3 separate regions of the Homo sapiens genome follow, and all the other regions are linked to region 2. A link is a contact called in ENCODE Hi-C or POLR2A ChIA-PET data. All regions are on one chromosome and are shown on one strand. Each heading gives the region's core, a stretch centred on a gene start or an enhancer-like site at or near the end of the contact. The rest is flanking DNA. Distances are from core to core; before and after follow the strand shown. Region 1 overlaps CHST11 (carbohydrate sulfotransferase 11). Region 2 overlaps ALDH1L2 (aldehyde dehydrogenase 1 family member L2). Region 3 overlaps CHST11 (carbohydrate sulfotransferase 11).

Region 1 (4,181 bases), core at 858-3,357, 540 kb before region 2:
TGGTGAAACCCCGTCTCTACTAAAAAATACAAAAATTAGCCGGGTATGGTGGTGTCCACCTGTAATCCTAGCTACTCAGGAGGCTGAGGCAGGAGAATTTCTTGAACCCGGGAGGCGGAGGTTGCAGTGAGCCGAGATCACACCAGTGCACTCCAGCCTGGGCAACAGAGCAAGACCCAGTCTCAGGAAAAAAAAAAAATCCAGGACGTAACTGAGGAAAATGAAGTGGAAATGAAATGCACACTTACCTATAGCTGTGTTTCCTACTGTCAGTGAGGTCAGATGTTTTTGACCAAAAAAAGATCGGAAAGTGAAATAAAACTAATGGAAATGGTGCACGATGGCTCAGTGGTTTGCAAGCAATGCAGATGGCCTCAGCCATTCACATTCAGGCAGGAGCCGCTGATCCTAGTGTTTACCTTGGAGCTGGTATCCAGTAATGTGGCAAGATGTTTATTGCTTTCTCATCAGATGATGGATGTGGAAGAGAATGTTTTTGCCCTGGAACCAGGTAGGCCTTGGGCTACTTAATTTGCTCTTTAATAGACATAGGTGTTCTTGAAGTACACCTGTCATTCCCTTAACAGAGCACCTATGAGGTGCCAGGTGCTGAGGGTTCGTTGGTGAATGAAGTACATTTTGTGGCTTCTAATCCAGTGGCTTTGGACATGTCCTGGTGAGAGGGGTGGAAATAGTGTATGCGAATGTGTGTCAAATGCCTCAGAAGTGGGAAATGGAGGGAGAGTTTGAAGGCCTGAAGGCGTTCCATCAAAGCTTCCTTCCTTGCCGTCTCTACCCTTCCCTCAACTCTGGCTCAGGCAAATGCTCAAAGTGACTCACCCTGGTAGGCACGGAAAGACAAGAGAGACTTGGATGTAGAAAGACACATTTACAGTTTGTGGAGGGCCGTCCCTTCGGACACATTTCATCAGTGGGTGTGATGCTGCCTGTGGTATCACATGTGCAGCAGCAGGGTGTTCGGTTTTGTTTTTTGAGACTGGGTCTTGCTCTGTCACCCAGGCTGAAGTGCAGTGGCACCATCTTGGCTCACTGCAGCCTCCATCTCTTGGGCTCAAGTGATCTTCCCACCCCAGCCTCCCAAGTAGCTGGGACTAAACACACACACCACCATGCCTGGGTAATCTTTTGAGATCTCACTGTATTGTCCAGGCTGGTCTTGAATTTCCGGGCTCAAGCAAGCCTTCTGCCTTGGCCTCCCAAAGTGTTGGGATTATAGTGTGAGCCACCGTGCCTGGCCTAACAAGATGTCTGTATGTGAAGCCACATTCCTGGCCCATCCACAGTCACGAGGACTTGGGACTACAGGCTGGGTGACAAAATTGAGCTGATTTCCCCAAATCTCCAAGGAGATCCCCTCTGAAGAGATGCCGTGCCGATGAGAGACAGAGCCTGCACCACGAAGCAAAGGCAGGAGCTTGTGAGCTTGTGAGCTGACCCCTCTGGCCTTGGCCTCTTAGTGTCTATAGCCCGTCACTGCCTTAAAGCCACCACATCACATGTCACTGTTCTTCAACACTGCTCTTATTTGAATGTCTCAGTGATAACATCTCAGAAATGAAAAACAGGGTCTCCACTTCTGAGGATGTGACAAGTGAGTTGGAGGCAGTTTCCCAGGGGAAGGATTTTTGTCTCAAAGCATTAAAATAGAATCCGTTCTAAGTCAGAATATTCCTTTTAAAGTTAACTTCACAAAACTTCTCTGATCTTGATCCTCTTGCTAGCAGCTGACTGCCGAGGATGGGTTCCAGCGCTTCTCAGAACAATGTCGTAGGCGTATTAGCTCTGTAAGTCACCACGAATTCAGAATAATAACTGTGGGGTGGGGTGCGGGCTCACTGATTGACTCGGAGGCATCTAGAGTTCATTTTGTAAAACACTTAAACAATTCAGGGTGTTTTGTTTTGTGGGTAGATTTTTAAAAATAATTTTAAAAATGTAAAATTGTGGTTAAAAAAGCACAATGTAAACTTTACCATTTTAATCCTTTTTAAGAGTACGGGTCAGCAGTGGTAAGTATATTCATACTGTTGTGCAACAGATCTCCAGAACTTTTTTGTTTTGCGAAACTGACATGCTGTACCCACTAAGCAAACAACAACTCCCCATTTTCTCAGACCCCCTGAGCTTCCAGTAACCACCGTTCTACTTTCTGTTTCTATGAGTTTGATAACTTGAGACACTTCAGATGCGTGGAGTCATACAGTATTTCTGTTTTTGGGACTGGGTTATTTTGCTTAGCTTAATGTCCTCAGAGTTCGTCCATGTTGTAGCATGTGACAGGATTCCTTCCTTTTTAAGGCTGAATAATTCATTGTATGTGTACACCACATTTTGTTTATCTGTTCTTCAGTTGATGGGCATCTGGGTTGTTCCTGTGTCTTGGCTGTTGTGGATACTGCTGCTGTGAACATAGGTGTGTAAATATCTCTCCGGAATCCTGCTTTCAATTCTTTTGAAAGAATTGAAAGAAGTGGGATTGCCAGGTTTTGTGGTAATTCTATTTTAAATTTTTTGAGGGCCCACCACACTCTTTTCCACAGTGGTCGTGCCATTTTATATTCCTACCAACAGTACACAAGGGTTCCAGTTTCCCCACATCCTTGCCAACACTTGTTACTTTCTAATTTTATTTTTTTTTGATAGTCACAGTCCTAGTAGGTGTAAAGGAATATCTTATTATGGTTAAACAGTGTAGTTTTATTATTTATACTTCAGGTAACCAATACATAAATTAGTACTAATAAAAATTGATAACTACTATTTATTGAGTGCTTATTAAGTGTTCTAAGCATCTTGCATGACTTAATTCTCATTACATCTCTGTGAGGAAGAGGTTCCATTTTTACCCATTTTATAGATGAGGAAATTGAGGCTTGGAGAATGTAAGGAACTCATACAAGGTCACACAACGAACTGAAGCCTGTGCCTGGATTTGAACCCAACCGTCTGGCTACTAGGGTGTTCTCTGGCTTTCTTTTCCTAATTGACTATGCTCTTTAAAATTCACATCTTCAGCTGACCCATATCAAGAAAGTTATAGAAGATAATGACATCCTGACTCCTGAATGGAGTTCCTTGAAGTGCCCAGGAATGAAAACTTGGAATAAGGCCCATGCCTCAGTCATCACTGATGCCTCGGATAGCAGACTTAAGCGAGGGCTTTAGAAATAGTGGCCTAGTCTCCTAAGCCCTGGGCTTGTAAAATACTCTGTACTTTTTTGGTTTGAATTCCCTTGTTAAATGAATAATAGAAAATGTGAGGAGAGAGGCACAACATTTTTTTCTTGACACTATTCCACTTTGAGTTTGGTTTCTATTCCAAATCTGTGTGTGTGTGTGGCAGTGGGGAGGAAGGTGTGTTGATGAGTTATTGTTGCATTAGAAGGTTCACTCTTAGAGCCACCAGATTTTCTGGAAAGCCATACATGTGCTATAATGCCTGTCAAATAAAAAATCAATGTGACACAGTTGGTTTAATTTTTGTTAATCTTTATCATATTTAATTTTGTTTTTTGACTAGACCTAATAATGGGCCAGAGGCCTTTAGGCACTGTTGAAGTGACTGCTGGCCACAATTCCCCAAATCAGCTGTAATGTTTGTGTTGGATTATTGTATTAACAAATGCTTCAAATTACATTAGAAAAAAATCCGTTATGTTATTTTAAGTTGGGGGACCAATTCCACACTCACATCTGGTAATCCTATCAGTAAATAATGGCACAGGGCCATTCTAACAGGGCCAATTAAGTCTGCAGGGCCTCTCTTCACTCTTTGATATGTTTTGTGAACATTTTTCTTATTTTGGTGCTATGAAATGAAGTCTCTGTCAAGAGCTCAAGTCATAGACTAATCCTCAAAACTTTTTTTTTTTTTAAACAAGACAAAGAAAATATGAGATGTTGTTTCCTGCAACAAAATCCTAGAGAGTTTGTAGGATGTTTTATGTATGGTGTGTTTTGAGGATCGTGGAACTGAGAAATCCACAAGAATTTGCCATCCAGAAAAACTTTCCACTGGAGGTGGGGAAGAGGGGCCTGCTTGACTCCCTCATGGGCTCAGGCCTACCTCTGCAGTTATGATTGTGGATAATTTAGCCCCTCTTGCAACAGTGTGGTACTTGCTACTCTCACCTCTGACTTGTGGATGAGAATACCTGCCT
Region 2 (3,655 bases), core at 40-2,539:
TTGGGGGGCAATATCCCCTATAATAACAGCACTCTTTCTCTAGGGAAATAAGATTTCACAGATGCATACCCTAGGAATTTAAATGTGAAAACCAGTTTTGTTATTTCTCAGTTATTTACTTTGTTCCACAGACATCTCAAATGTCAAGTGCAGAAAAACTAAAATTTATTCAGCTAAAAGCCCATTATGTTGGCCATTAATTGAAGCTGAAAAGCAAAAATATACTATGATCTACGATGGTTAGCAAAAGCGTAACTTCTAATTATTTAAGTTAATTATTCTTATGGTAGAAAATTACATGTTCATTAATCTTATGCTGTGTATATAGCACAGTGGCAAAGGGGAAAAATGACTTATCTAGTCAAAACCTAAGTTACATTGTGTCTGAAGAACCTACCCATTTTGGAATTTAGAAATGACCATAATAGGCCCAAAGGATTCCTCTTTGGCGAGGTACATGTAGTCTTCCACATCTGTGAACACGGTCGGCTCCATGAAAAAGCCTTTTTGGAAAAAACAAAGAAAAAATGTCAACTGTAGGTTAAGTCATTTTCAATTAATAGTCCTCTCACTTAATTACATTATAATTTTTTCTTTCCCTCTGGCCCAGTAAAACCAAGAAGAGTTGCATTTCTCTATTTGGTGTTGGCATGCCCAGGTTCTTATTTTTTAATGTCTTTATTATGAAAATGTCAAACCTATGTAAAGGTAGAGAAAACAGTATAATGAATGGTAAAATAAATATCCATATTTTGCTGTATTTATCTTTTCCTCATTGAAATATTTTAAAGCAAATTCCAGATATCATAATTTTAACACCTCAGTATTTCAGTACACATCTGTAAAAAATAAGGATATTTTCTTATATAACCACTATACAGTGTCATGCTTAACAAAATTAGTAAGTATTCTTTATTCAGAGTTTATATTTTAATTTCCTTAATGTCTAGAAATTAGCTTTTTCACAGTTGGTTTGTTTGATTTAGGATTCAAATTCTTCTACACATTGTATTTGGTGTTTAGATTTCTTAAGGATCTTTTACTCTAAAACATTTCCCCATTTTGTCTTCCCCTTATTTTTTATGCTATCGTCATGTTAAAGAGACTGGGTCAGTTGTTTATACATTATCTTTCTTTCTGGTTAATCATTGCTTCCTTTGGATGATATTTGTTTCTCTATCTCTTGTATTTCTTCTTTTTCCCAGTGACTTTTATTGTGGTAAAATACACATAACTGAAATTTACCATCACAACCATCTTTAAGTGTACAGCTCAGTGTTATGAGATTCATAATATGCAACCTTCACCACCATCCATTTTCATTAACTATTTTCAGCTTATAAAACTGAAACTCTATACCCACTAAAAAATAACTTCCTGTTCCTTCCTCCCTCCCTACTGCAGTTCTTATGAATAGAAAGCTTGGCTTAAAGGTATAATTAGATTCAGCTTAAGCTTTTTTGGCAGGAACACTTCATAGGTGATACTGTGTATTACACGTTTTATTCCATCAGGAGACACATATTATCCAGTTGTCTCCCCTTCTTTGTTTTATTTTGTTTTGTTTTGTTTGAGACAGAGTCTCAGTCTGTTGCCCAAGTTGGAGTGCAGTGGCTTGATCTCAGCTCACTGCAGCCTCCTCCGCTCACGTTAACCTGCCTCCTAGGTTAAAGTGATTCTTGTGCCTCAGCCTCCCCAGTAGCAGGTGCGTGCCACCACACTGGGCTAATTTTTGGTAGAGATGAAGTTTCACCATGTTGGCCAGGCTGGTCTTAAACTGTCGCTGTCCATTCCAACTGAAGAAGGCGGGCACCCGGTAAACCCCCACAGAGGTGATCTTACCTGGCCTTTGGACTTGTCTTCCCCCGTACACCAAAGTGGCCCCTTCTTTCACTCCAGTTTCACAGTATTGCAGCAGCTTTTCCAGATGAGCCTTATGATTTTGGGGCCCATGATCAGTGGATCTGTCAAGTGGATCACCAATTTTCATCTTTTTAATTTCTTCTACCTGTATGTTACCCAGTCCATAAAAACACAATTCACTGTTAATAATAATGGAGTTTCTACCAAGTGGTAGGTGTTATACTAAGGTGTTTATAGATGTATTGTCATTTAGTCTTTACAATAGCACCGGAGGTAGGTGGTTGGTTTTTTTTTTTTTTTCCTTTTTGGAGACAGGGTCTTAGTCACTCTGTCGTCCATGCTGGATCACAGTGGCATGGCATGGCTCACTGCAACCTCGAACTTCTTTTTTTTTTTTTTTTTTTTTGAGGTGGAGTCTTATTTTGTTGCCCAGGCTGGAGTACAATGGTGTGATCTTGGCTCACTGCAACCTCTGCCTCCCGGGTTCAAGCTGTTCTCATGTCTCAGCCTCCTGAGTAGCTGGGATTACAGGCGCCTGCCACTGCGTCCGGCTATTCTCATGTCTTAGCCTCCCAAGTAGCTGGGATTACAGGTGTCTGCCACCACGCTCGGCTAATTTTTGTATTTTTAGTAGAGATGGGGTTTCTCCATGTTGGTCAGGTTGGTCTCGAACTCCTGACCTCAGGCAATCCACCCGCATCAGCCTCCCAAAGTGCTGGGATTACAGGCGTGAGCCACCGCGCCCAGCTGCAACCTCGAACTTCTAAGCTCAAGTGATCCTCCCGCCTCAGCTTCTCAGAAGAAGAAACTGAGGCCTAGAGGGGTTAAGTAAGTGCACCCAACCACTAAATACTGTAGACTTTTTTCCACTTGAAATCCCAAGTCCTTAACCACTATCTACTAGCACAATATAAGCTACATACACTATATGAAAATTATCCTAAATGTTAATCCATTAAGAATAGCAAACTAATGTTCTGAAATGTTTATTAATATCACATACTTACACTGTTCATGGCAAGAGAATTTCTAAAATGGTCACATTGTTATCTTTTTTTTTCCTCCTCAAATGTGGCAGACTGCCTTTGTAAAATTCTCCTGGTGTAGCCATGCCAGATGACCCACTAGAATGCTCTGACGAAAAATAATCTTTACTGCACGATGTTCATCACTGACATGTATTTGTAATTATCTCTTCCACTCCTCAGTTATCTTAACCTACTTCTGCATCTTCTAATGTTAAGTCCAATTCTGGTAAGAAGAATGGGAGTTATAACCCAGCAGGTCCATGACTTTGAATTTAGGCCTGGCCGTAATCTCTTAGTGCGTTCCCCAGGGTTCTGCACTGGATGAGAAGTTCTGAGTGGCCAGGGACCATGTCTGCCTTGTTCACATTTATATTCCCAGCATGCAGTGTTTGGTACTAAGTAGGTGCTTGAGAAATGCTGCTGATGAATGAATATGAACAGCATGTTTGTAAAACATGCTTGTTGATGTACTGATATAGCAAATCCTTGACATTTCTGGTCTCAGTGTTTGAAATTTCAACAACTTTTAGCTGATTGTGAAAGCCCATGATATATAGCACTGCAGACTGTCTTTCAGTGAGACACAAAATTAAATTACACTGTGATGTTCAGGAGGCAGCCACTGCCTACCTGACTGCCCTCCATCTGCCTGTCTATATGACTTCCTTGTTACTCATTCTCATGAAGAAAGAATACCTTTGGTTTTTTTGGTGGGTTGGGGTGTGGAGAATTGGCTCTGGGGAAAATATAGCTGGATGCTGGTT
Region 3 (4,208 bases), core at 361-2,860, 560 kb before region 2:
ACTAGGGCTACTGTAATGTATAGTGTAGCTCTAAAGTGTTAGAGAACCTTTTCTACATTGAACTAGGGCTTTTTTTGGTCTCCCCTCACCCTAATTTAAAAAAAAAATTTATGGTGACAGAATCTTGCTCTGTCACCCAGGCTGGAATGCAGTGGCATGATCATAGTTCACTGCAACTTTGACCTCCTGGGCTCAAGGAATTCTCCTCAGCCTCCCAAGTAGCTGGGACTACAGGTGTGCACCATCACACTTAGCTAATTTTTGATTTTTTTTTTCTTTTTTTTTTTTTTGTAGAGACAGGGTCTAGTTATGTTGCCCAGGCTGGTCTCAAATGCCTGGGCTCAAGGGATCTTGCCTCAGCCTCCTGAAGTACTGGGAGTACAGGCGTGAGCCATTGCGCCCGCCCCTTCCATTTTCTTAAGGGGATGTTGTCTTTCCTGGGTTTTAGCTATACCCTTTGGGAATAATATTGATTATCTTAAGGCTCAACATGTTAAATACAAGATATTGGCTGCAAAGTTTTATACACACACACACACACACACACCCCTCTAAAGTCATTTCAGGCCTCTAAGGTATCTTCAGAGTCTTCTAGTTAATCAGTCGCTATCTGAAGCTTGATTGTGCTATTGAGATCTTGACACAGTCTGCCATGTAGCAAGAGCAACTGTTACTAGCTCCATTCTACAGATGAGGCAATGGAGACTCAGAAGGATTTAGGGAATTGCTTAAATTTTGTTTCAAATGGTTCTAATACCAACGTTTAGCTGCAAAGTCTGGCCCAAGGAACATTCATTCTATTAGGGTGGATGTAAACACACATACTTCACTGTCTTATGGGGCCAGATGCGATTGCTGTTACAAAGAGAGACAAACTGTGAAGGAAAGGGAGAGGAGGGTGATTGATTTTGGTGGTGGTGGTGATGGTGGTGGTTGTGGTGGTGGTGGTGGAAGGAAACCTTCCAGGGAAAGTTGAGGTTGGCACCGGGCTCTGAAGGATGAGTAGAAATTTGCTGGCGGAATCTGGGAAGGGAGAGGAAAGACATTCCAGGTGAGGACGCCTGCCAGAGCAGGGAGTGGGGCAGTGAGGAGAGTGATGTCTGGGAATACGGGAGCCCAGGGGTGGAGAGGTGAACCTGGATGGCTCTGAATGCTCTAAAGTTTGAGTTTTATTCTTGGTACCAGGGAGCCACAGAAGGTTTAGTGTCTCCTGTTTTTCAGATGATGAAATTTAAGCTGAATTTAAACTCTCTTGTTTCATTAGAAAGGCAGTAGTTTCAAACTCACTTTCTCAAAATGAACTCGGGGCCATTTGGAAATCGTTTCTATTATCATCATTTAATGGGAGGTAAGATTATTCATGAACGACTAAAGTGCAAAGTAAGAAAGAGCTTAAAGGCACTCTGTAGTGGGATTTGAAACTCCTCTGTTTTGCATTGCTCGGGCCAAAATTATAGGCCATGGAGGTTAAATTTCAGTCTCTCAGTTGCTAATGGTGCCCTAGCTTCACCCTCAGAGGGCTCTGGAAGCAGTGGCAGGAGAAAGGGAAAGTGTGTAAATAGTCGCAGGGAAGAGAGTTTCTTGCTTCAGTGGGAGCTCATGGGTGTATCCGGGTCAGGCTGCAGCTGTTGGGCTGCCCTAGAGATGAGCAGTGAAGGATGGAGAACAAAGTCTGCTGCTTCCTCCTGGAAGCGAGACCCAAGTTCACTGTGTGTGGGGTCTGAGTGCATTGTACCCCTGAAAGATGCCGCCCTGTGTCCTCTTTAAATCAAAAGACTGCCTCTTTTTTTAGGCTCCCCTTCCTGGGCTGTGGGAGAGGGCATGGGGCTATTGTAGAGCTCATACACAATGTAAAAAGGCATCTCTCTGTGGCTTTCACAGTCACTTCTGGGGGCCATTGTGCTTGGTACAAAGCTGAGGGCTGCCTGTATTTTCTCTGCTAGACTGTAGCACTTGACGCCTGTCGATGAATAATTGAGAGCTGGTTTTCTCATAGGGGCATCTCACCACCTTTGATCCCCTTTATTTTCCGTTAAAACATCACCATCATCACCACCACCACCACCACCACCACCGCGACCACTACAACCACGACAGGGAGAACTCTTCCAAAGGCTTAATTGAAAAAGAAACTAATATAATGTAATCACAGATATGCAGCGTGTTTTAAAGGGGGCATGTGGACAGGCAAGCTAAAAGGGTTTCTGGATTTACACTTGCAAACTTATAAAGATTTAGGGATTAGAGATTGGAAGGTCTAATTGAGGTAGTACTTATTATTGGAAGCCTATGCAAAGGTATTGGAATGGGGATTATTTTGCAATTGGAAGAATTAGTGAAATCCTTTAAGAGCGAAGGTTTCATTATATATAGGGTTTTCTGTATAATTTTGCTATTCAAAAATGGAAGTGCAGGTTTGAGATCAGAAACTGAACAGGCAATCTTTTAGTTAATTGTAATAAAACAGCTTTCTTTGGGAGAGTGTGAGCCATCATCCGAACGACAATTATGTGCTTAAAAATATTAACTCGGAATAGTGGCCTTGCTCACTTTAGGATAATCCATTGCATTCAGGAGGGGAGCAGCTCAGGGCTCTTTCTTGGGACTCTGCAGAGAATTCTTTCAAGGCTTATGCTGACTTTGTTTCCTGTGCCTGTAAAAGCAAAATGAGATTTTTAAAAATAAATCCAGGGCTGATAGTAAGTGCCTTCCTGCAAATGAGATTTGAGGGATGTGCAGGATGTTGTCATTGGAAAGTCACAGCAACATTCCTTTTTTATTTTCATGGGAAATAAACAAGGAATGGATTAGGAACACAGAGGTCATTGCTGAGTGTTCGATCTGTTATAAAACTCCAACAAAGTAGAAAGGGCATTGGGTGGGCATTGGGTGGGGCATCAGGGATCTTGGGTTCTTGTCCCAGTTCTTCTGCCCCCTTTGGGGACCCCACATGTGTTACTAACAATGTAGATGTTGGCAGTTTTCAAACTACTCCTCTAAGCCGAAGCATGGGGGAAGGTCCTTGGACGGCGGTAGGGGGTCCCAGTAAACCCCACCCCCATCAGAGTGGCTCCTTGCTTATCTGTTTCATATTTTTGGGTTCTGAGTAAAATTTTGTTAGAATTAAGTATTTCAGGGCTAAAACCAACAATTTTGCAGTTGACTACTTAGACTATTTAGACTATTTCTAAGGTCTCTTCCCAACTCAGATCTGATGCTATTAGCAGTTCTCAAAATCAATACACATTTACATGAGGGTTAAATCATAATTAAAATGAATAATTACTGTTCATGCAGTATGAACTGTCTGACATCTCTCCACCCCTCCATCCAGCACTCAAACATTTATTGACCAAATATTTATCTGAGCAAAGAGACAAATCTAAATAAGACTTAGTTCCTGCCTACAAATAACTTGCAATTTAGCAAGTGGTGACAGACCCATAATTGTTAGCTGTAATGCTTTATAATAATGGCTGTGGGTGGCTAGGAAAAAAAAAAGAGTAATTAGTTTAGGGGAGGTCAGGGAACTTGACAGAGGAAGGAACATTTGAGCTGGGCTCTGGTCATTTGTTCAGTTATTTAACAAGCATTTGTTGAATGGCTACTGTTTGTGCCAGGACTGTTCCTGTGCTAGGGAAACAGCAGGGGACAAAACAGACAATGATCCCTATCTTAATAGAGCTCACGTTCTTGGCATAAAATTTATCAAGGGGCAAGGTTGGTGGCCCCACTGGCTCCTTCACCATCATCTCCCTCCCCTGCCCTATGATGCCTCAGAGTAAAGCAGCATTATATATATATATATATATATATATATATATATTTCTGATTATGAAATTAATTCAAGTGTATTATAGAGAATTTTGAAAAAAGGAACTTACTTCCAAAAAAAGTTACCCCAATCCCTGCCATATATATGCATATATATATGTATTTATATGTATATATCCATGGAAAAATAGACCAGAAGGTCAAGAGATTTTTCCTGGGTGGCAGGGATTAGGGATGAATTTTTTTGAAAGTAGGTCCCATATATATATATATGACTTTTTTTTAGAAGCGGGTCCCTTATATTATATATATTTACAAAGATATATTTTAAAAAGTTATCCCTCATATATTATTATAAATGTATACATTTATAAATAAATATATTATAATATATACATATATGTAATACTTGTAATATATAATTACATATATGT

What was found. Hi-C counts contacts between places; a loop is a spot of excess contacts on that map. ChIA-PET counts read pairs that join two places held with the same protein, here RNA polymerase II (POLR2A). Pooled maps may share reads with other maps.
Region 1: a pooled map shows a loop between it and region 2 (2.5-fold over the local background). The contact joins two enhancer-like sites. A Hi-C loop is called at or near these places in 1 of 37 single-sample maps with no recorded cell type and 2 of 50 pooled maps. POLR2A ChIA-PET finds 5 or more read pairs at or near these places in 1 of 52 experiments (activated T-cell).
Region 3: a map with no recorded cell type shows a loop between it and region 2 (3-fold over the local background). The contact joins two enhancer-like sites. A Hi-C loop is called at or near these places in 6 of 37 single-sample maps with no recorded cell type and 8 of 50 pooled maps. POLR2A ChIA-PET finds 5 or more read pairs at or near these places in 2 of 52 experiments (activated B cell and naive thymus-derived CD4-positive, alpha-beta T cell).

What each region holds. Positions count from the first base shown.
Region 1 is chr12:104,492,849-104,497,029 of GRCh38, forward strand. The region is part of intron 1 of CHST11 (carbohydrate sulfotransferase 11); the gene reads left to right. Among named protein-coding and RNA genes, the nearest start is that of CHST11, 38 kb to the left of the region's middle. RefSeq lists enhancers at 448-617, 1,240-1,429. Within about 2 kb of position 2,108, at least 13 of the 41 ENCODE cell types and tissues checked have a DNase peak (open chromatin) inside an H3K27ac peak, as active enhancers do.
Region 2 is chr12:105,029,927-105,033,581 of GRCh38, forward strand. It overlaps ALDH1L2 (aldehyde dehydrogenase 1 family member L2), which reads right to left. Exons shown (of 23, transcript NM_001034173.4): 20 at 1,843-2,008; 21 at 398-503. Among named protein-coding and RNA genes, the nearest start is that of NOPCHAP1, 45 kb to the left of the region's middle. Within about 2 kb of position 1,290, at least 3 of the 41 ENCODE cell types and tissues checked have a DNase peak (open chromatin) inside an H3K27ac peak, as active enhancers do.
Region 3 is chr12:104,471,866-104,476,073 of GRCh38, forward strand. The region is part of intron 1 of CHST11 (carbohydrate sulfotransferase 11); the gene reads left to right. Among named protein-coding and RNA genes, the nearest start is that of CHST11, 17 kb to the left of the region's middle. RefSeq lists enhancers at 1,569-1,708, 1,665-1,834. Within about 2 kb of position 1,611, at least 5 of the 41 ENCODE cell types and tissues checked have a DNase peak (open chromatin) inside an H3K27ac peak, as active enhancers do.